Linked DNA regions of Homo sapiens: region 2 is linked to region 1. A link is an interaction called in ENCODE POLR2A ChIA-PET data of the cell type or tissue named here. Cell type or tissue: PC-9. All regions are shown on one strand. Links, peaks and the distances in the headings refer to the core of each region. The heading gives the core; the rest is flanking DNA. Region 1 overlaps BACH1 (BTB domain and CNC homolog 1). Region 2 holds the start of LOC124905007 (a long non-coding RNA gene).

Region 1 (9,381 bases), core at 222-5,221:
ATAATGGTAGAAGATGGCATACTGATTATAAAAGAAGCAGAAAAACATTGATTTTTTTATATCTTTCATAATATAATTTTCTAACAATGCAATAAAACCACTAAACTTTTGTGTCCATATTTTACTGAGACCATGTTTCATTAAAAGCATAGTTTCATAGTATTTAATTTACATTTCTCCCTAATGTTCTTACCCAAATGTACCTGAACTAAAAAATGTTAGATGTTGGTGATAAGTTGACAGTTAAATAAAATTCTCTAAAATTGCTTCTAATTGAATAGAATTGTACATTCCATTTTCATTTTCTCACTTCATGTGGATTTACTCAGTTTAGTCTTTTGATCGGTAATTAGTATATCTGAATTTGTAGGAGAGAATCTTTCCTTAGTTGATGATAATCATGCCTCAAAAAAAAAAAAATTCCAGCATTCAGGTGTTTTAGGAAGCACAGATTTTAGCTTTGCTTCTGATTTTACTTAATGTTAGTTTGGATAGAGAAGTATAGGGACTCTTAAGGGGTATTATCTCTATCAGTCATTAAGTTTTAAAAACTTATCTGCCGAGTCAGCTCTTTGTATCCTATTCAATTTCCAACCAGGCCCTTCTGACCAAGCTTTGGGCAGCTGCTCAGCGGTATTGGCCATCCAGGGCAAAGTCTTCTGGTCTAATCATAGTGATTCTCAGCTGGGGATGATTTTGCTTGCCTAGGGGACACTTGGCAGTTCCCAGAGACACAAATCTCGGGGGCAGGGTATAGGATATGGCTTCTAGGGGCAGAGGCCAGGACAGCCCTCACAACAATTACCCACCCAGGGTATCGATCTGGCTGACATTGAGAAACCCTGACTAGACCAACGATGGAATCAAGATGACTTGTAAGAAAGTGCTCAGTTGTGTGAGATAGTGTGGTGGCTGCAAGAGTTCAAAGGAGACAGGGTGAGAAACGTGGGATTTCACCAAGCTTTGAAAGATTGTAGTCTGAATCGGGAGAAGATGGTCTCTGGGGAGAGGAGGCCACTTGGCACAAATAAGCCTGGCGTGTTAAAGGAACAGAAGGAGGTTGTCACAGTGAGAGGGAGAAGGAGGAAGGCCCCCACTTGAGTGTTCACCAGTGGGTGTCCCAGCATCTTGCCCTACCCAGATTGACTTAAGTTATCGAAGGTCTGAGGTTAGACTGTAAGGGCTTTAAGAGCAACAGAAGTATAGGTAGTAGGTATTGAGGGTTTAGAGGAAGGCCAAAAATAGCACCCTTTCCCTGGCCAGAGTTTTGAACCATTTGAGAAATAAAAAGTAGGTGAAGTCCATATCGCTGATGGAACCCAGCTTGGAACCATGGCTTTCTAGCTGTTTAGCCCAGTGAACCTGCTAAAAGTGCATTCTGGAATTAGGCAGACTTAATCCATCCACCGGTCACCTTGGACGACCCCAAAAGGGGCAGAGCTCTTAGAGGAGCAGAAAAATGTAAACAGGGAGCAAATTCCACAAGTAAGGGGTGGGCCGAGCCAAGTAGACTTAATGACGCTAAAAATTTACTCATTAGAATCAGGGACTACTACATCAGGGCCAGGACAAAGTACAAAGTGGAAGTACAAAGGCCAGAGGGTGTTTCTTGCCCTGGAGATTTAAACTAGGGAAGTCTTAGGGAAGAGTGTTCCCCTTTCATGCTCCCCAGTTTAAGTTCTCTTGAAACATTGGCCCATTGCTCAACCAGGGCTGTGACTGATGGCCTGGAGGAGGAGAGCATCTGTTCCAGAGGGCAGACCTCCTCTCACCTTTGAGGCCACTTCCCAACACCAGCCTTTGCAGGTGTGACTGGCTTGGGCTGTCAGTGAACATTTGGTCTCAGAAGGCTCTGGATCCAGCAGTGTACTAGTAAGTAAATGAATTCAAAGGCTACTCTGTACCAAAGACTGAACATTTTTCTCATCCCTAATTCTCTCCTACCTCATCGTCCCGTGTAGCATGTAGCATATCAGATGTTCTGCATTGAGATTAGATCCCAACATAACATTCCCATAAGAAAATGCATGAAAGTCCAGGAATAAAATGCTAGCAACATAATGATATCCAAATTTGAATGGAAGTTTAACTTTTATTATTCAACTTTTAGAGAAAAAAATTCAAAGATTAAGTCCCTTTGGATTAAAAAAAATCTAAAGGCATTAAAGTCTAAAGGAACTAAAGCAAATCAAATTATTTTGTCCACCTGAGTTCGAAGTACAAAACTTTAAGAAAAATAAATCCCAAGACTATCCTGCCAGATTTCTCATTCAGATCAGCCTTGGCCAGAGGAGTTTTTGATGCCTAGGTCCAGTTGAGATTCTTTCAAGAGGCTGTAGCTGGAGTTGTCTTTAAGAGAGTGGTTGTTCCTACCGTGCTCCAGAAGGAACTAGGTTTGAGGCTGAGTCTCTGATGTGCTCACTTTAGAGTCAGAAGAGTTAACCACAAAATTATCATAGCCTTGGCCCCACAACCACCCTTGTTTCGAAACAAGCTAATTCCCAGGTACTAAAGCAGTCATCCCATACAACACTGCTCCCACAGCTCAGTACCTAGTGCTGCCAGAGACCATAGTAGAACCTCAATAGTATCTGGAAAAAAAAAAAATCTTGGTTTCAGTTCCCCAAAGATGCCCCAGTGTTCTGTAACTCACAACTCGTGATCCTAATTTCTATTGGAAGGACGCTCAAAAAGGGCTTAATTTTGGCCGTATACACTGATCATTCCTGGGGGAAAGACCACCATTGCATGACACCTTAATTTACATTTCCCCTTCCAACAAGCTGTTTCTGGTACCTGGACTGTTGAGTGAGGGCTCCCTCTAGGGGCTCTGAGCCAACATCCCTGTATACAGGCGTTTTCAGGCCTGAGCCAGAATGCATGTTTAGGCCTAAGAAAGTTGCCTCCTAGGGATGGAGGAGGCGTCTTAAATCTATCTTTACGGCCCGGCAGGGTGGCTCACGCCTGTAATCCCAGCACTTTGGGAGGCTGAGGTGGGCGGATCACGAGGTCAGGAGATTGAGACCATCCTGGCTAACACGATGAAACCCCATCTCTACTAAAAATACAAAAAATTAGCCGGGCGTGGTGGCAGGTGCCTGTAGTCCCAGCTACTCAGGAGACTGAGGCAGGAGAATGGCGTGAACCCAGGAGGCGGAGCTTGCAGTGAGCCGAGATAGCGCCACTGCTATCCAGCCTGGGCGACAGAGTGAGACTCCGTCTCAAAAAAAAAAAAAAAATCTATCTTTACATAGATTTAAGCAGTCCAGAATCAACTACAGATGAACCACATGGATCCAAGGTCCCTTCATGGTTCCCTCCTTGTGCCTGAATGCAGAATGGAATTTGGGGTGGCTGATACAGCAAGGGCCACAGTGGCCTGGCGCTACCAGTTAGAAGCTAGAACCTTACAAGCACTCTGTAGTACGTTGGAACCCAGCTGCCTTGAAAATCGGTGAAAATCAGTACCTATTATTTTTCCCAGCTACACCTAAAAGGCCTGTGAAGTCTGCTTTTCCCCTGGAAACTGCAGCAGTGGCATCTTGAGGCCACCTGCCCTGCCAAGCACCTGTGGGCGCTGGGCCTTTCCCTGTGAAACTGCTATGTTGCTGTTGATGGAGAGGGGCCCACCGGCGGCTGCTGCCCACATTTAATTTATTCCATGTTGCACCCACTTTCTAGGGCCTCTTGCAGTCCGTGAGAGGTGTGGAGGGAATTTCTGCCAGTTGGGTTTAAGATCATGGGTAGTACATTCCAGAAAGTGGGTGTTGACTGACAGGCATCAGGGGGAAGCTAATGTAAGGATTTTCCCCATTGACTTTCCTTGCCTCAGTTACCACTGAGTACCTTCCACAGCCTTTGGGTGCACCAGGTACCGTGTTCTAAGAATATAATTTTTCTTGGACAGCTGCTGTCTTGGCTGGGGATTGGCTTGATTTCAAAACAGGTGGTGCAAATGCTGTGATAATCTTGTGAGTGTCTCATTAATGCTGAGCCACTTAGACTCTTGGCATTGAGCCAGTTAAACTCCTGAGTCCCTGAAGGAATTGCACTATGAGAGGCGCTCCATATCTCTTCTGAAGTCCTTGCGCCTTTCACTTAAGATGCCCCTCCCCACCAGCCTCTCCAAAGGCCTAAGGAGACCAGTTAGGGCTCCACAGAAAGTCATTCTCTGAGGAAAAACACCACAAGCCACAACGATCCTCTAGATTCAATATGCTCACAGCCTGCTTTAAAACCTCTTACCCAGACCAACGTCACTCCTGTAAAAACCCACTTGGCCTAATACAAACCTCCACATACAATCGAAGGTAAAATGTCACGGCCTCTACTGCACCCCGTGGTTCACAAGACTCCCAATCACATGCGTCTCTTACTACCCAAACTCTGCTCTTCTGGTTTTGATTTTTCAATGTCTGTATACAATGCCGCCCTGCCAAATGTTGGGTTTCCAAAGGAACATTGCATATTCCTTTCCTGAGCTATGAAGAATTTGAGAGAGAAAATAAAGGAATGGTAGATGGGAAACCAAAACAAAACCTCAGTTGCTGATAATGGAGTAGCTTAGCGTGAGAGCCTAGTGCAAACTCCAGAATGAGTCAAGTTGACCTTATCAGGTTGTTTCTTGTTAGAGGGAAGTAACTTTTCCACCCTTGGTTTCCATGAAGGGAGATTTTCCTCTGGGCAGCATAGCACCACCTATACTCCGCTAATCAGCATGGTGGTGTGGAGGCGTAGAGTGCTAGTGGTGCTATTTGGAGACGGGCACATCCCAAGAGGAAGAATGGCCATGCAGGGCAGAGGACAACCAGTTATTTTCAGATTTATCAATCAGCCAGCGCACTCCATCTCTGCAGGGATGAGGGGAGCAAAGAGGTTGAGGGAAGATCATGTTCCAAGGTCAGAGTGTAGAAGGTGAAGGGAAGAATGTGGAAAGGAATTACGTGGAGGCAGAGTCTGGGGGCTTTGAGAAGCTTGCAAGAAGAGAAAGAGAAAGATACCCCAGAAGAGGAGCAGACTCCCATGAAAGCCACGAACTTGCCCTCTCATCTGCACACTCCACTACTAGCGGGAACATAGGTTCAGGTTTAAAAGCCAAGCCTGACCTTGTGTTTAACTGCAAACACTTCTTTTTCCTCTTCCTCATCTTATTCTTAAAGTATAAATGCAAAGATCATGGAAAATATTTAAAAATTGAGCACATTACCTTTTCATTTTAAAACAGCCATCCTTTAAAACAGACACCATTTTCATTCTGCACTCTTAGTTTATACTTAATCACTGTCCCGAAAGTCAGCTGTTTTCTAAACAGTTAATTTCCTTCTTTCAGGAGACCGGACCTAAATAATTTTCCAGATACCATCTTGATATGCAGGTTTCCCATGTGATGTGAATCTCTTGGCAGGAGATCCTGTTAACAATACCCAGCACGCTATATGAAAATATCCACTATAACTTAAGCTTTCTAAAGTAATACCTATTTGGTCCACCTCAGAAACTGACAGTAGTTCTGTTTTGAGCTATTAATTTCAGAGAATCTTCCTTTGTGAAATAAGCATGCTTATGTTTTCCTTGCTTTGATTTAAATGATAGCCTTAACTGCTGGGCACAGGACTACTATTAAAACCTTAAGAATAAGATTTTCTGAAGAAGGAACTCGTTTTTTAAGCACTGTGTTTTCATCTCATTTGAGCGTTTACTCTGGGCTTTAGAAGACCTCATCTATTATGCTCAACATCTGATATTTGAGGGGTTCTGTTTCAGGGTTCTGTGGAAAATCTGATGTGCCAAGAAGTGTTCCATACCATTCTGAGAACTCTGGATACCTGCTCAGACAGCTCTGTTTCAGCTAAACAGTAACATCTGGGAGGGAAGCTTAATGTGGAATCAAGGATGAAGTTTAACACAGGAATGAGAAGTAGAGCACATAGCTGCTAAGATAAGGTAGGAGAATTTGGCTAGTAAAAGCACTTAATGGCCTGAACTTGTGTTTACTAGGGCCTGGGAGAGCAGACAGCTGCCAGCATACTTAAAATAGGTTGAGTATGAAGTATGCACTTAAGGACTAAAAGAATTGCAGAAATTTAAGCAATGACTCAGTTACAAATCCAAGCCCCTTCAGAAAGTACAGGAACTATGGGGAGGAATAGAAAGAACATAAACCTGCAGTGAGACAGACCTAGTTTTCTTTTTTTTTTTTTTTGAGATGGAGTCTCACTTTTTTGCCCAGGCTGGAGTGCAGTGGCGCGATCAGAGCTCACAGCAACCTCTGCCTCCTGGGTTCAAGCCATTCTTCTGCCTCAGCCTCCCAAGTAGCTAGGATTATAGGTGTGCACCACCACACCTGGCTAATTTTTCTATTTTTGGTAGAGACGGGGTTTCACGTGTTGGCCAGGCTGGTCTTGAACTCCTGACCTCAAGTGATCCGCCCGCCTCGGCCTCCCAAAGTGCTGGGATTGCAGGCGTGAGCCACTGCTCCCGGCCTAGACCTAGTTTTGAAGCCTGGTTTTGATGCTTAGCCACAGTATAGCCAAAGGAAAATTACTTAATGTCTCTCAGATAGAATTTCCTTATATGTATGTCTTTCATGTTGGGACTTCTGGTCCTCGATAGCAAAGTAAGACTGACTCAAACTTCTACTCACACCTCGTGAAAATTCAAATCAATTCACCGCATTGAATGCCTTCTTTAATTTGCTCTGTTGCCCAGGCTGGAGTCTCAGCTCATTGCAACCTTTGCCTGCCAGGTTCAAGTGATTCTCCTGCCTCAGCTTCCCAAGTAACTGGGACTACAGGTGCGTGCCACCACACTTGGCTAATATTTGTTTTTGTTGTTGTTGTTGTTTTTGTTTTTTTTTTTTGAGATGGAGTCTTGCTCTGTTGCCCAGGCTAGAATGCAGTGGCATGATCTCAGCTCACTGCAACCTCCACCTTCCAGGTTCAAGCAATTCTCCTGTCTCAGCCTCCCAAGTAGCTGGGACTACAGGTGCTCGCCACCACACCTGGCTAATTTTTGTATTTTTTAGTAGAGATGGGGTTTCACCGTGTTGGCCAGGCCAGTCTTGAACTCCTGACCTCAGGTGATCCACCCACCTCAGCCTCCCAAAGTGCTGAGATTACAGGCATGAGCCACTGTGTCCAGCCTAATTTTTGTATTTTTAGTAGAGATGGGGTTTCACTATGTTTGCCAGGCTGGTCTTGAACTCCTGACCTCATGATCTGCCTGCCTTGGCCTCCCAAAGTGTTGGAATTACAGGCAAGAGCCACCGTGCCTGGCCGGTTACAGTTTTCTAAGAAATGGCAATGGAAGGCCTCACTGAGAAGATGTAAGAACTGAAGGAGGTGAAGTGAGTTTTAGTGGTTACACATTGCAAATTATTTTTGGCTAAGTTGTAAGTAAAAAATAGAGGAAATAACCAATCTTGTATGGTTGTAGTAAGAATCAAATGAAACAATGTATGGAAGAGTGTCTACCAGAAGGCCCCATGACACAGCTAGCACGCAATAAGCTTTCATCGTCTTGTATAGAATGGTACCATCCAATTCAGTACCCACTAGCCACATGCCACGTGTCACAACCCCCTTCTTTTCTTAGTACCTTTTTGTCAGAGGTCCCCTCTCTGTTCCTCCAACTTGCCAAAATTCACCTCCATCTCCTTTGCAGCATTTGAGAAGGAACTGGCCAAGAAGTGTTTTTGGAATTCTTAGCTGACCACCCACCTCCAGCCTACAGAGGTGGTTGAAAAGACTAAGAAGAGTTTTTTGGAGAAGATAGAGAATTTTGTTAGAAAATGTGGTAGTGCTGGGACTGTAACCTTCTTAATCTTAGTGAGGGGGGCTATGAGATGCCCACTAAAAAAGCCTTGACATGAGTCACCTAGAGTTTGGGAGACACAAAGGACTGGCACCTTATGCATAAAAAATATTGCTTGAGTAGATGGATGAAACTCCTGTGGCAGCAGAATAGAGTGGCATTTGGGAAGAAGAAGAATTGGCACTGGTGGGGGTAAAAGTTATAGGACTTCAGCCACCAGATGTGGAACCTAAATGAGGACTGTTCGTCTGAGGTCATTTCCAAGGGGATCCTATTCAACAGGGCTTCTGCCAGGGAGGGAGGTTGCCTTTGAAAGAGAAAATCTGAGATTTACCCTCAGGTACAGAAGCTGAGGGATTGCTCATGGTCAACCAATGGAGCTCTAAAAGATGAGCGGGAAGCTGGGTGAAGAGGAAGCATGTTTTGAGCCAAGGCAATTGCATATGCAAAGGCTGAGGGATGAGAGAGGGCCTCTCATGGTTTATTTGTAGAGCTGAAAGATGTTTGGTGTGGTTGCATGCCATGTATGTGTGGCCGGGGATAATGAGGGCTCCAGGTTGGAGGAGTGACATGTGGTGAGTCAGGAGAGGGGTGAGAAGAGTCCAGACCTTCTCAGGTATATGATAAAGTTTGACATTTATCTTAAGGACAATGGGAAACTTTTGAAAGGTGTGATATGATCAGTCCTGTGTTTCACAGTTTGTTTTGGCTGCAGTGAGGAGAGTGGATTGTGGAGTGGGAAGAGTGGAATGGGAGATACCAGTAAGAAACCACGGCTGTAGTCAGACAAGAAGTTAGGTGGACTGGACCAGGGATGTGTTCGTGGGAAATCAGAACAGTGGCCAGATTCATGAAACATGGCAGAGATGACTGTCCTGAGGTAGAAGAAGAGCTGGTAAAAAAGATAGAACCACAGACGATCCCCAGGTTCCTTTCTTGAACAACAGAGTGGAAGATGTTTCTGTTCAATGCGATGGTGAACACGAGGTCAGAGCAGGTTTGTGGAACCAGGTGTTAAATTCAGTGATGAGTGTACTGCAGGCAAGGCATGCTGTGTGGCGCCCATGTGGTTGTTGACATGTAAGACTTCTGCTCAGGAGGAAGATTTGGGCCAAAGCTTTACATTTATGCCTTTGGCATATGGTCCACTTTTGAAGCTATGTGAGAGGAAAAGCTTGCCTGAAAAGTGTGTGTGTGGTGAACAGAGGAGATAGCCCAGGACAGACCCCAAAGGAATACTGATGACTGGGAAAGAAGAACTCATAATGGAGATAAGGAACACTAGAGGAGAAGGAAGATCAGAAGCAAGCAAGATCTTGCAGCAGCAAGATTTATTGTGAAGAGTGAAAGAAAAAGCTTCCACAGCATGGAAGGGGACCGGAGCGGGTTGCCCCTGCTGACTGGGGTGGCCAGCTTTTATTCCCTTATTTGGCTCTGCCACATCCTGCTGATTGGTCCATTTTACAGAGCACTGATTGGTCCATTTTGCAGAGTGCTGATTGGTCTGTTTTTACAGAGTGCTGATTGGTGCGTTTACAAACCTTTAGCTAGACACAGAGTGCTGATTGG
Region 2 (12,231 bases), core at 4,336-9,335, 56 kb before region 1:
AAGACAAAAAGTACTTCACTTCTATCTTGTCAGTGTGTTAGTCTGTTTGGGCTGCTATAACAAAATACTATAAACTGGGAGGCTTACAAAACAGAATTTTATTTTTCACAGTTCTGGAGGCTGGGAAGTCTGAGATCCAGAAACGGGCAGATTCTGTGTCTAGAGAGGACCCACTTCCTGGTTCATGGATGGTGCCTTCTTGCCGTGTTCTCACATAGTAGAAGAAGCTAGTCAGCTCTCTGGGGTCTCTTTTATAAGTATACTAAGTGCATTAATCACTTCCTAAAAGTGCCATTTTCTAAAACCATCACCTTGGGGTTAGGATTTTCACATATGGATCTTGAGGGAACACAAACATTCAGATCATAGCAGGTGGGTTCCCCAGAAGCAGACCCTGAGACAAGGATTCATGTGCAAGTGATTTGTTATTTATTATTTTCCTCCCAAGGGAAATCAGTAAGGAAATGAAGGAAGAATAGGGAAGGAGAGGAAGCCAAACAAGGTGCAATATTGGACAAAAGTCCTGCGGAAGATAGGTGTGGCCTGATCCCATAGGGGAACTTAGAGAATAACGTGAGGCAGAGGAGCTTGGCTTTCATACTCCTCTGCCCAGCAGCTAAGCACCATCCAGAGAGAGGTAAAGTTGCAGGCATTTCTGAATCAACATGTGCAGGGGATGGGGGTGGGAAGCAGCTTCACTGACTGAGGGAAGTCTTCTAAAGAAGGGCTGGCCATCGGGAGCAAGAGCAGAGAGGTGCACAAAAATGGTAAAAGGGGTCTGAAGGGTCTCGGTGGATCACCAACACTGTGTACTTCAACTCCAGCCTGCTCCCTGGGAGGCTGTTTTCACAGTTTTGTTTTCACTTAGAAGATGCTTATTTCAAAGAGCGTGCACGCAGCTGCATCTTCAACCTTTTTCCATTGACTGGATTTTTAAATACACACACACACACTCACACACACACACACACACCCCTCTATTCCAAAGGCCATCATCAAACCGGTTTATAACTGAAATTTAAATTAGGGTAATATCTCTTGGATAGTTTCACATTAAGGAATGATTAGTATTCCTCTTGCATAACTTCAAAGCTAAAAAATCCTCAGTGCCACCATTTTCATATTTCTTGATGCTATCTAGTCCCTTCTCAGAATCAGCAAATTAGGCTTGGGCAGGACCTGATCTCTGCTTCACCCTTGCTTTTATCTAAAATATTCTTGGCTTCTATAATAATGAAGCTAATACTTATACAATTATGCCTATGTGCTGGTCTAAATGCTCTTTGTATGTTAACTCATTTAATATTTGCAACAACTCTGTTGTAATAAGTACCAGCATAATCCCTGTTTATGGGTGAAGAAACAGGCACAAATGGGTAAGTAGTAGAAGTGGGTTTCAAACACTCTGGCTCTAACTAAAGTCCATGTTTGTAATCATTATGCTGAAATGCCTCTCCACGAGGGATGAAAGTCCCTCCAAAAGCAGCCTACATTGATTTCTGTTCCATCTACTTTCTCATCAATGACTTCCTGTTAGCCTGAATTGAACTAATAAGTACTCAAGACTAGTAAATACTTAGTTCCTGAACTTGGTGATTCAGATAGCAGGAAGCCCAATGTAGCTTCCTTCCAGTTTCTATTCTAGGCCATCTGTGGCTTGCTTCATATTCTCTCCCAGCAGGACTCCACAGAGGCCAGGATTTTGACACTTTTGACTATTATAAATAAAACTGATCAAAATACCTCCTACAAATCATATGACATAATAGGGAATTAATAGACCTTTTATTAAATGATTACAAATCATACTTAAAAAGGATATAACTGCACACTGTATGATATAAAGCTTTAAAACATGCACATAAATTGATATAAGAAGGCACTTATGAAGTCCATACAGTCAAATTTATTTACCTGTATTTATTTACAGGATCTTCAGGGAATGTTTCAGGTGGAGGAAGGGGCTCTTGGTCAATGAGCCTGAAGACTGCATGGCAACCTTTGCCAGCTTTTGGCCTGAAAACTCAACTTCTTCATTTGAGATAATTCCTGTTTTATATACTTTCATTTGAGATATTCCTGGTGTATCAACTGAAACAAAATCTATGAAATATCAGATTCACAAAAATACATTTTGAATATTGAACGTGGATAGATGTATTTAAATCTTTCCTATTTTTTGCACTTTCATAATATATATCATTCTTTATTTTTCTACTAATAATGATGAATCTACAGTATCTCAGGGCCTTATTTTCAATATCTTAACTGGATTTTTAATAAAAGTCTTACTGAATAGGTAACACTTGTTTCCAAAAACTATGCTCACCTGTCAATGATTCAGAATTCGTCTCTGTCATCCCTCTGCTACTTAGCATTCAGTGCCCTCTACTGCCCTCCCCGACTCCACCAAAATTCTCTCAGGCCCCAACAGTGGCATGGATTCTGCTCTCGATGCTTTCTTCCACTTTCCTGTCAAAATGCATTTAAATCCCATTCGCCATGAGTATTTTTATGAGCTGCTTCTCACTAGAGTGATTACGACTGTCCTTAAATGTGGCTTAATGTTTGCCCTCTGAAAGAATTTGAATTTTAACAGAGAACTTCTGAATACGCAAAACCTTCACCCCAAATAATCAATCTTTAAGGGATTTCGGGCGCCAACTAGAAAAGTAATAAGGGCACAGACTGATCTGTTTGTATCTGCTAATAGAAACACGGATTTTTGTCTATTAAAAAGTGATAGAAATGTCTATGATTAATGTTTTCTTTCCTATGCCACATCATGCGGTGCTTGCACATGGTTTTATGCTTGACTTCCCATTGCTAAGGATAAAGAATCAAATTATATTAGAGCTTGTTTTTGGAAACCCAAGGGGTACATGTAGTTAATTAGAGATATGCCCTCTGTTTATTTTCCCTGTTTTTCCTAAGGGATGTAAAAAACATTTTCAATAGTATTCCTTCTGGAAATCTTATTTAGCCAGTGGGTAATTTTCCAGTGTTCTAACCAATTTAAATGGATGCTTTTAGAACTGTAAGCTTAATATTCATTCTAGAGCCTCTTTTTACTTAGGTAAAATTCTCAAATTGCTAGTATAAAAAGATATTTCCTTTTATTAAATGGGATTCAACATCTCATTCCTGTAGCTTCAGTTCAGAGACATGGATTTAAAATACATTTAGTTTATTTTGACCATGTTAAGTGGATCTGCTTTTTTAAATTTATGCAATTATGACAGATGTTTTATTGATTATTCTTTCATAAAATGCACAATAAGAGGCCGAGTATCAGAATAATTCCATATAATTTCACATGTTCCCCCAATGTTTTTGCATAGCTTAAATCCATAAAATTGTTTTGAAGGATTTTAATTTCTTTTTTGTTTGGCAGCTGTCCCATGTTTCGAAAAAGCCATTTCCTGGAACTTTGTCAGAGTATTTTTACTGGCTTATCTATATCTGTGTTCTGTTATGTGTGACCTCATTATATCCAAGGGGAGGTAGCAATACTGAAGTCAATAATATTCTTCATAATTTCATAATAACATACATCTTTTGTTCTTTTATTACTGTCGGCACTATTATACTGTCATTCAGTGCTATTCATTTGCCAGCCTCCAGGATCATTGGTGTAGGTTGAGCGTCTTGGTCAATTTGTGCTGCTTTAACAGAATACCACAGTGGCTTGTACAACAAGCACTTATTTCTTACAGTTCCGGAGGCTGGAAGTCCAAGATCACGGTTCAGCTTGGTCAGGTTCTGCTGAAGGCCCTCTTTTGGGTTGCAGATGTCACCTTCTTGCTGTGTTTTCACATGGTGGGATGAGGGAGGGAGCTTTTTGGGGTTCTTTTATAAGGGCACTAATTACATTTATGAGGTTTCCATCCTCAAGAACTAATCACCTTCCAAAGGCCTGACCCCCTAATAACATTACAATGGGGGTTAGGATTTCAACATAAGAACTTTGGTGAGACATAAACATTCAGTTTATTGCACTGAATATTTTCATAACAATCCACTTACTCCCATACAACAGAGGATGCATGACTTCAGGGTTCTTAGCATGTATGTTTATACAGAATGACAAGAGGAACTTGAGATTAAGAAGGGGTATCAGTTAAGACTGCATTTGGCTTTATGTCACAGAAACTCAACTCTAGAAGCTTAACTGAATAGGGTTTTCTTTCTCTGCTTTTAAAAGAAGAGTAAACTCAGTAACCAGGGCTAATCAGCTGCTCAAGAAAAGTCATCAAGCACCTGAGCTTCTTCCTAGCTTCCTGCTCTGCTATGCTTAGCCTGTAGTTTTCATCCTCATGATTGAAAGAAAAGAGCTCCTCCTCCAGTCATTCAAGGAAGGTGGACAGAGGGCATAAGCGCAGCTGATTCAGCCTTTTGTTATCAGGAAAGTAAAAACTTTCCTGGAAATTGTATTGAGTCCATATTTGCTTATATGTGATTGAGAAGGACTAGGTCACATAGCTAATGCAATCTGGAAAGGCATGTTTTAAGTTGGTACATTGCACATTTAATCAGGATTATGTTAGAAAGAAAGGGATATTGGGTAGACAAAGCAGTGTCTGTCACAAAGGGATTAAGGGCAAGGTAAGTGTATGGAAAATAAAGCATCCCTGATCTAAAGGTCAGTCCTGAAGCTACTATGATTAATAAAGAGGGTGTTTCCATGAAGTAGGAACCACCTGAACCAGGTCACTGCAGGATTGTCATCTCACCATGATTTTGAACTTGCTGATGCAGAAAACTGAACTATAGACACATTGGTGGTGATAACAGCTTTAGGATGCACATTCACCTGAAGCTGCAGAGGCAGGGGGAACACTGGAAAGATAATTTATTGATTTACAATGAGGATATAGCTAACAAGTGTTTCAAATATTGATGCTTATTAACCAACCCATCTCTTCCAGTAGGTAAATGTACATGTAAAGGCAAATAATTATTGGAAAGAAATCAAAGAGAAATCCAGGTTGGAAGACCTCTATAGCTAATGTAGTAGAACCAAACCATGGTAGCCTGTGCTTCCATCCTTCTCCTGTCCTGCAGGTTAACAGGGCCCAGGAGTAAAATACTGAGTCCCAGGCAGGGCAAGGGATATGATGCTCCTATTTGTACCTCTAGCTTTCCCTTCACTGGCTTTAGGAGTTGATTTAGCTTCTCTTTACTACATCCACATTCTTTCCTTTGATGTGTTAATATAGTCACTCTCCTTACCCCCAAGTCTTGATCTGGTGAATCAGTCAGGGAACTGATAGAAAACAGATGGAACCATTTACAAGGATGAGGGCAGGGAACCCACCAAAGGGGTGATGCACCCTAGGGCTAACCAAAGTAGGGAGATACCACTACCCTTAGAGTGATGTTGCTTTGGCTTTAGCTGTAGGTGAAGGTGGCCTGGCAGGAGCTGGGGACTTTGGTAGAGGAATACAGCCATAGCCAACCCTTGGCCTGGCAGGTAGACAGCTGAGTTCCTGTAGACATCTGCCGTTATCCGTATCAACCAGAAGTGAGGGAGCATGGGGAATCCATGAATACCATCCTAAAAGGCCTGCCTCCTAGGGTACAGAGAAGTGTGGAGGAGGCTGGAGAGGGAATCTGGAGCGATCAAGGCTGAAAACCCAGCACCCCTAATCAATTGACTGTTCTATCTCTTCATGCTAATAACCATCTCTCTCCTCTGATCCAGTAGTTCTTATTCAAAGATGAATCATTTTCCTCCCTTTCCAAAGTGCTCCCTATGTATGGCACCTCAGTCCAGGTGAATCATTTTCCTCCCTTTCCAAAGTGATCCCTATGTATGGCACCTCAGTCCAGGGAATAGGCTGTTATGATGACAACCTGTGTCTACGGTCTCTCCTCTAGGAGTTCAGTACTTCTTCTCATGGTGGCCACTCAGACCTCAGTTAGCTCATGATTGAATTATCTGGCTTATCTTTTTACCCAGATGCCAGGAAGCTATAGACAAATCTGTAGCTCATCTTTATCAAAGATACATGTTTTGCAATATGTATGTTTTAGCTTCTTTCCTGATTCCATTTTTTGATTTCCACTTTGTTCCTTTATTCCTTTACACTTTCTTTTAATGTATACGCACATTTCTCATATTGGGGCATGAATATCTTTAGGTCAGGGTTTCTCAGCCTTGGCTCTGTGGAAACTTGGGCGAGATAATTATTTGTTCTGAATGGCGAATAACGTATCCTTATTCACAAAGTATTTTATCCATGGGTACTGTCCTGTGCATTGTAGAATGTTTGGCAGCATCTCTGGCCTCTACCTCCTAGAGGCTAGAACCACCCACCCCATAACAATATCTCCTGCTGCAGGGGGTGGGGGGTGCAAAATTGGCCTCTATTGAGAACCTGAATGAGAACCTGATTGAGGACACTGAATGAAGTGTTATATGAAGAGGTGAAGTAAAAATATGAGTCAAAATATGGCACCTCTCTTGGTTGTGCCAGTTTTGCATTAAAAAATGGAGAATACATTTATTAAAACAAGTATGTTATAGAGTAGCCTTTACTACTTCCAGAACGTTTCAGAATAAAAGATCAGGAGCTGCAGGCTACAATCCTTGGTGTAAACACGAACAAATACATAGAACAAAGCTATCAGACTGGATTTTTCTGTCTTTTGCAGACGTGTGACTATGGTTGAAGGTGCTGTCTCTGATTCAGTACCAAGCATAAGCATCACTGACTCTGCAGGAAGGCACTGGCACCAAACATTTAGTAACTTTTCCGCAGGCTTGAGGGATTGGTTACATGAAGCTTTGGGCAGTCTTCTGTCACCTTTCTGGCTGGAACTCTACTTTCTTCTCCCCTCACTCCTCCCCAGTTGGGTGCAGAGCAGTCAGGCTACATCCAAGATTCTGAGGGTCTCACTTTCTATCCCCAGACATTTATATGTATGTATATGTGTGTGTATACATATATTTGTGTGTGTGTATATATGGTGATAAATGTATAAATATTATTATAAAACACTTAAACATTTATTATAAACTGTTATGTTAATATAAAAAATATATGTATGTACATATACATATAATACATATAAAAACACCTTGCAGCATTAGCTTATGAGAGAAGAATTTCTCTACTTCATTAAATAAATATATGTAACAGAATGAGAGAAAATCTGTAGCACAATGAATTCTAATGGAGGACAATTTCAAGTGTCATTTTAGGTCTAGGAGCTTGACACAGGTTTAAAATGAAACAGCCTTTTTCAATATTTTCTGTTTTATTTACTGAACTTTCCTCTAAGTCATGATCATTGGGGTTGTGGTTCTTCTTACAAAGTTAACTCCATTTTCATGCTCCATTTTAATCATCTGATATTTTATTTAATCTTGATTTTGGTTATCTATTGCTATATTAAAAAAACTGCAAAATTTCATGACTTTAAACAATAATCATTTTACTATTTCATAATTCTATGTGTTGGCTGGGCTCAGCTGGTAAGTTCTTTTGTATAGACTTGACCAAAGAACATCCTAGATGGCTCATTCACATGACTGGCACTTGATGCTCAGTACTGGCTGGTTGCTCTGCTGGGGCTCCTGAGTGAAGAGGCCACACATGCCCCATGCATGGTGGTTTGGTTCTGAGAGAGGGTGTCCCAAGAGAGCTCATTTGAAGAAAGAGGAAGTAGAGGCTAACAGTCTTCTAAAAGACTAGAACCAGAACTGGCAGAGCATCACTTCTGCAGTGTCTTCTTGGTGATGCAGTCACAGGGCCAGATTCAAGATGATGAAAAATAAACTCCCATTCTTGACGGGGAAAACGATAAAAATTTTGTGGCCATCTTTAGTCCACTGCAACCTCCTACTGGTTTTCAGAAGCGCAATTTTTTTTGGATATTTGGGCCACTTTGGTTGTCATTAAATCTGGTATCTGAGCAGCACCTCTTTCACTGATTTGGCCCCTGTCCCACTGAGTTCTTCTGCTTCAAAACTGGCTATTTCCTTTTCATTTTTCTGCCTTTATCTTAATTTTACACTTTGTAACATTTCAAACCAGAGGCTACACCTCATCTTTGATTTCAGTTATCAGGTAAACATGAGGGTGTGTTTACTCATCTGCTCCAGGAAGTTCTCATTGTCTTCTAATAAAATATGTTCATTTTCCATAAAACTTTCCAACCTGGAGGCAGGGGTGCTATGACTTTAATCCATAGTCACATCTCAGGGTACAGGTGTCAAAGAGCAGTTGTTCAAGTGGGAGACTTGTGTTGATCTGGGTAATCCCCCACCTTTAAAGCCTAGTTGTTTTGCCCCACCCCCCCTCCAATATTTTCTTGACTTAGTGAGTGAATACTTAAAGACAAAAGGAGCTAAGGCAATGAAGATGGAGGGAATGAAGTTCTGGGAAGGCTGGAGGGGTATGCAGATTTGTAGGGGTTACAGATGTCATGCTGCATCTGTGGAAATGAGGATTCAAAACCAAAGGTGGGTAGGGAATAAATGTGGAAGTGTGGATCTTTCCTGAGGTTAGGGAGGAGGACAGGGGACAAGGGTTACACTGACTACACATCAAAGTTTTTTCAGGATATGTATTATGTCTTACTGTCCAAATATTATGCTATGGTGTTCCTTATAGCCATGAACATGTCACCTATCTGTATGATTTAGCTCCCTCATTTTTGAGAGTCAGGCAAGACAACCTGCTATTAGAGGAGAAAATGATGGTGTTTGTATCTAGGTTTTATTAAAAATCATTCCCTAACTATGGCTTATAGTTATTTAAATTGTTTTCAGAGTTAATGATAAGATTTTATTTTGGTAATAAAATCAGTATGATGGCCAGAAAGAAGATATGAATGTTTGGAAAAATTGGAAATATCATTTTTGAAAGAAATGTGACAATGCACATATATAACATCTTGCGAATGGTATTGTATATCACCAAACCTGCTCACAGCAGGAAAACTAGCCATCACTTCTCACAGTCAATGAGAAGTATAAATCAAGGACATAGCAGTAAGCTGTGATACCCAAGCTTCACGGATAAATTCTCCTAAAGAATAATGCACTAAAAACAAAACTACATGACAAAAAAAAGCACTAATTGCAAATCACTGTGAAACAGTAGCACAAAATCTTTATATTGTGCTACTAGTGACAGCAACAGAAGACAGTCAAACGCCTAGGCAGATAGAGGCAGGTCCCCGGTGAAACCCCACCTCCAAGCTGAAGACAGTTTAAAGCCTGAAAGCCAAACTACAAGTTAAATTTTCAGACTAGATTGAGAACTTGTCTTCCTGTTTGGCACGCTTTCCTCTGATCTCCACCCTTCACCTATTTTACGTATACTTACCCTTTCTAATTGGTTTTCTACACTGTCGTGCCTGCCTTTGAGTGGTGTCTTTGCTTTAACCTTTTTTTGCAAACTCACAAACCAATCAGCATGCACTCCCCATTCTGAGTGCATAAAAGCCCCAGGCTCAGCCACATGAGAGGGGATTTTCCCACTTTCGGGTAGGGGAACTGCTCCCAGCATTCGCTCTTTGCTGAGAGCTTTCCTTTTGCTTAATCAATTCCACTCCACTCACTTTCCGGTGTCTGTGTGCCTAGTTTTTCCTGGTTGTGAGACAAGAACTTGGACCTAGCTGAGCTAAGGAGCAGAAAGACTGCCAAGACTAGGCTACTTGTCCCAGTTTCAAACTATTATCAATACTAATTGAAAGCAATCAGCTGGGAGCGGTGGCTCATGCCTGTAGTCCCAGCACTCTGGGAGGCCAAGGCAGGTGGATCATTTGAGGTCAGGAGTTTGAGATCAGCCTGGCCAACATGGTGAAACCTTGTCTCTACTAAAAATACAAAAATTAGCTGGGCTTGGTGGTGGGTGCCTGAAATTCCAGCTACTCAGGAGGCTGGGGCAGGAGAATCACTTGAACCCGGGAGGCAGAGGTTGCAGTGAGACAAAATCATGCCACTGCACTCCAAGCCTGCGTGACAGAGAGAGACACCATCTCAAAAAAAAAAAAAAAAAAAGCGATCAGAATTTTTTTTCTTGGTCCCCAAATCTCAACATTTTTTTTTCCCAATAGGAATTAGGTAGAAGCACTATGTCTCATTATAACCTCAAGATAATTTTTAAAAATCTGTTTTAGTAATAGATTTTAATAAACATATGAGTTAGTATAAAAGATCTTGAGGCTGATGTTCTTCAAAGTTGACCATGATGTAGCCACTTTTCTTGATTCCGAGTATTGCAGGATTACTCAAGGTTTTGTTGGCCTGGCAGCTAATAATGTTAATGCTAACTCTGGAAGTCCAGAAGACATAGGTCAGAACATACAGTTGTTTGTGAATATTTACACTGACATACAGGTTTTAAAAGAAATACATTCTAAGTGGTTTTGGTTCAAAGCAAGAGAATACTGAAAACAAAAAGTGCCACATCTTTCACTGAGCATTTTACTGCATTCATTCCTTCATTCAACCTACTATCTGTTTCCACTCCCATTCCTTCTCAATACTAGAATTAGCTTTTAAAAATAACCACATGACTTAGAAACCTCTACTCACTTATTGCAGACCACGGGATGAAGTCCAAACTCCAGGTGCTGTGCATGAGGCCCTTCTCATACTGACTCGGTTTCATTTCATTCTCCAGTTTCATTTTTCGTCCTGTCCCTACTACATGCCATAAGCTTGAAGACCACATGCTTCAGTATTAAAAATGCAGACCCTTAGGTCCTACTCAGATCTACAAAATTAGCATCTTTTGGGGGTGGGACCCAGGAATCTGCATTTTTTTTTTTTTTTTTTTTTTTGAGATAGAGTTTTGCTCTGTCGCCAGGCTGGAGTGCAGTGGCGCGATCTCAGCTCACTGCAACCTCCACCGCCCAGGTTCAAGCGATTCCCCTGTGTCAGCCTCCTGAGCGGCTGGGACTACAGGCGCACACCATCATGCCTGGCTAATTTTTTGTATTTTAGTAGAAACGGGGTTTCACCATGTTGGGGTTTAGTAGAAACGGGGTTTCACCATGTCGATCTCCTGACCTCGTGATCCGCCCGCCTTGGCCTTTGAAAGTGCTGGGATTACAGGCATGAGCCACTGCTCCCGGCCGGAATCTGCATTTTAACAAGCAAACCAAATATTCTTCCCCATAATGAAGCTTGAGAGTCACTCACTTGACTTGATACTCTTAGCACATCTGTATACCTTTGTGAGAACTTCTCAAATAATTAAACCTATCAGGGCATACATCATAATTTTCAGGCTAGAAAATGTCACTGCTATTATCTAAAGAAGCAAGAGTTCCTCCCAAAGAGGAGGGTCTGATCTTCCCCTAGAAAAAACTGCACAGGTGTAGAAAAAACTGCATAGGTGTAGAAAAAAGACACTGCAATTCCACTGGCTCAAGGTGGAAGGAGAATAAAGCCTCGGACACTCCCATGTGTCTGCAAGAACTTCAATCCTTCTTTCATGGTGTATTTCCAAGTGTCCTTTCCTCCTGTTTCACTAAATATCTGCACTCTCACCATGAACTGAGGCAGCCTGGGATGCGAGGTACCTCCTACCTCTGGACCCTATCTAGACTGCTGGGTTCCACTCTTCCCAATCAAGACCCAATGCAAATGTCACCTGCTCCAGGAAGCCTCCCCTAATTCTAGGTCATAATGTATCACTTCACCCCTCGCACTCTCATCCAATTTCACTTGTGTGATTTTCTCATGTATTTTGGATGTAGCTCAAACGTCCCCAAGTCCCACAGCCTGTGGGTGCAAATGCAGTCATGTTAGTCGTAATACCTGAATTATTATCTTGGTATCCTTTTTGCCCCGGGAACTCCAGGGCTGTGTTCTTGTTGCTGGCTCCAAAGCTAACAATAAAATCCCTTCACACAAATCGTCCTTTGGCTTCAGACCTCAAGGTCCGTGTCATCTCCGCAGGAACCCTCGTGGGGTTGGCGTGCCCAGTCCCCTCCGCTGCGCGTGCATCCCGCTCCGCTGACAGCCAGTGCTTTGGTTCTCCAGAGGTGTTAAATGGCTTGGGAACATAATTTCAAAACGGACAGTTGGATAAACACCAGAATAAGCACCAGAAGATGACAGCGGAACCAAGGCTCGAGATGGGCCGGCTGACACCACTGGGCGCTGAACCTGGCTGGAAGCTTCCTGGCAGCGACAGCGAAAAGGGAACACCTGTCGTGGGCGCCCTTGTTTCACTGTCAGTAAGAAGTAGAGCAACTGCTAGACGC

Evidence for each region. ChIA-PET counts read pairs that join two places held together with the same protein. Peaks named below come from ENCODE experiments on the same cell type or tissue, not always from the same donor. Only the 100,000 strongest peaks of a DNase experiment are listed, where the experiment ranks them.
Region 2: POLR2A ChIA-PET joins it to region 1 with 12 read pairs; 19 of 35 experiments call an interaction of 5 or more read pairs at or near these places.

The regions. Positions count from the first base shown.
Region 1 is chr21:29,345,871-29,355,251 of GRCh38, forward strand. It overlaps BACH1 (BTB domain and CNC homolog 1), which reads left to right. Exons shown (of 5, transcript NM_001186.4): 5 at 1-278. Among named protein-coding and RNA genes, the nearest start is that of BACH1-IT2, 22 kb to the right of the region's middle. In PC-9, for the core only: a CTCF peak has its summit at 2,822 (motif pointing left); no DNase peak of the experiment used is centred there; H3K27ac peaks cover 1,544 bases.
Region 2 is chr21:29,286,054-29,298,284 of GRCh38, forward strand. It overlaps LINC00189 (long intergenic non-protein coding RNA 189), which reads left to right. Exons shown (of 2, transcript NR_027072.2): 2 at 1,931-2,152. LOC124905007 (a long non-coding RNA gene) reads right to left here and starts at 2,027. Exons shown (of 2, transcript XR_007067841.1): 1 at 1,915-2,027. LOC105369299 (a long non-coding RNA gene) reads right to left here. Exons shown (of 2, transcript XR_937652.3): 1 at 10,553-12,231; 2 at 10,125-10,289. In PC-9, for the core only: no CTCF peak of the experiment used is centred there; no DNase peak of the experiment used is centred there.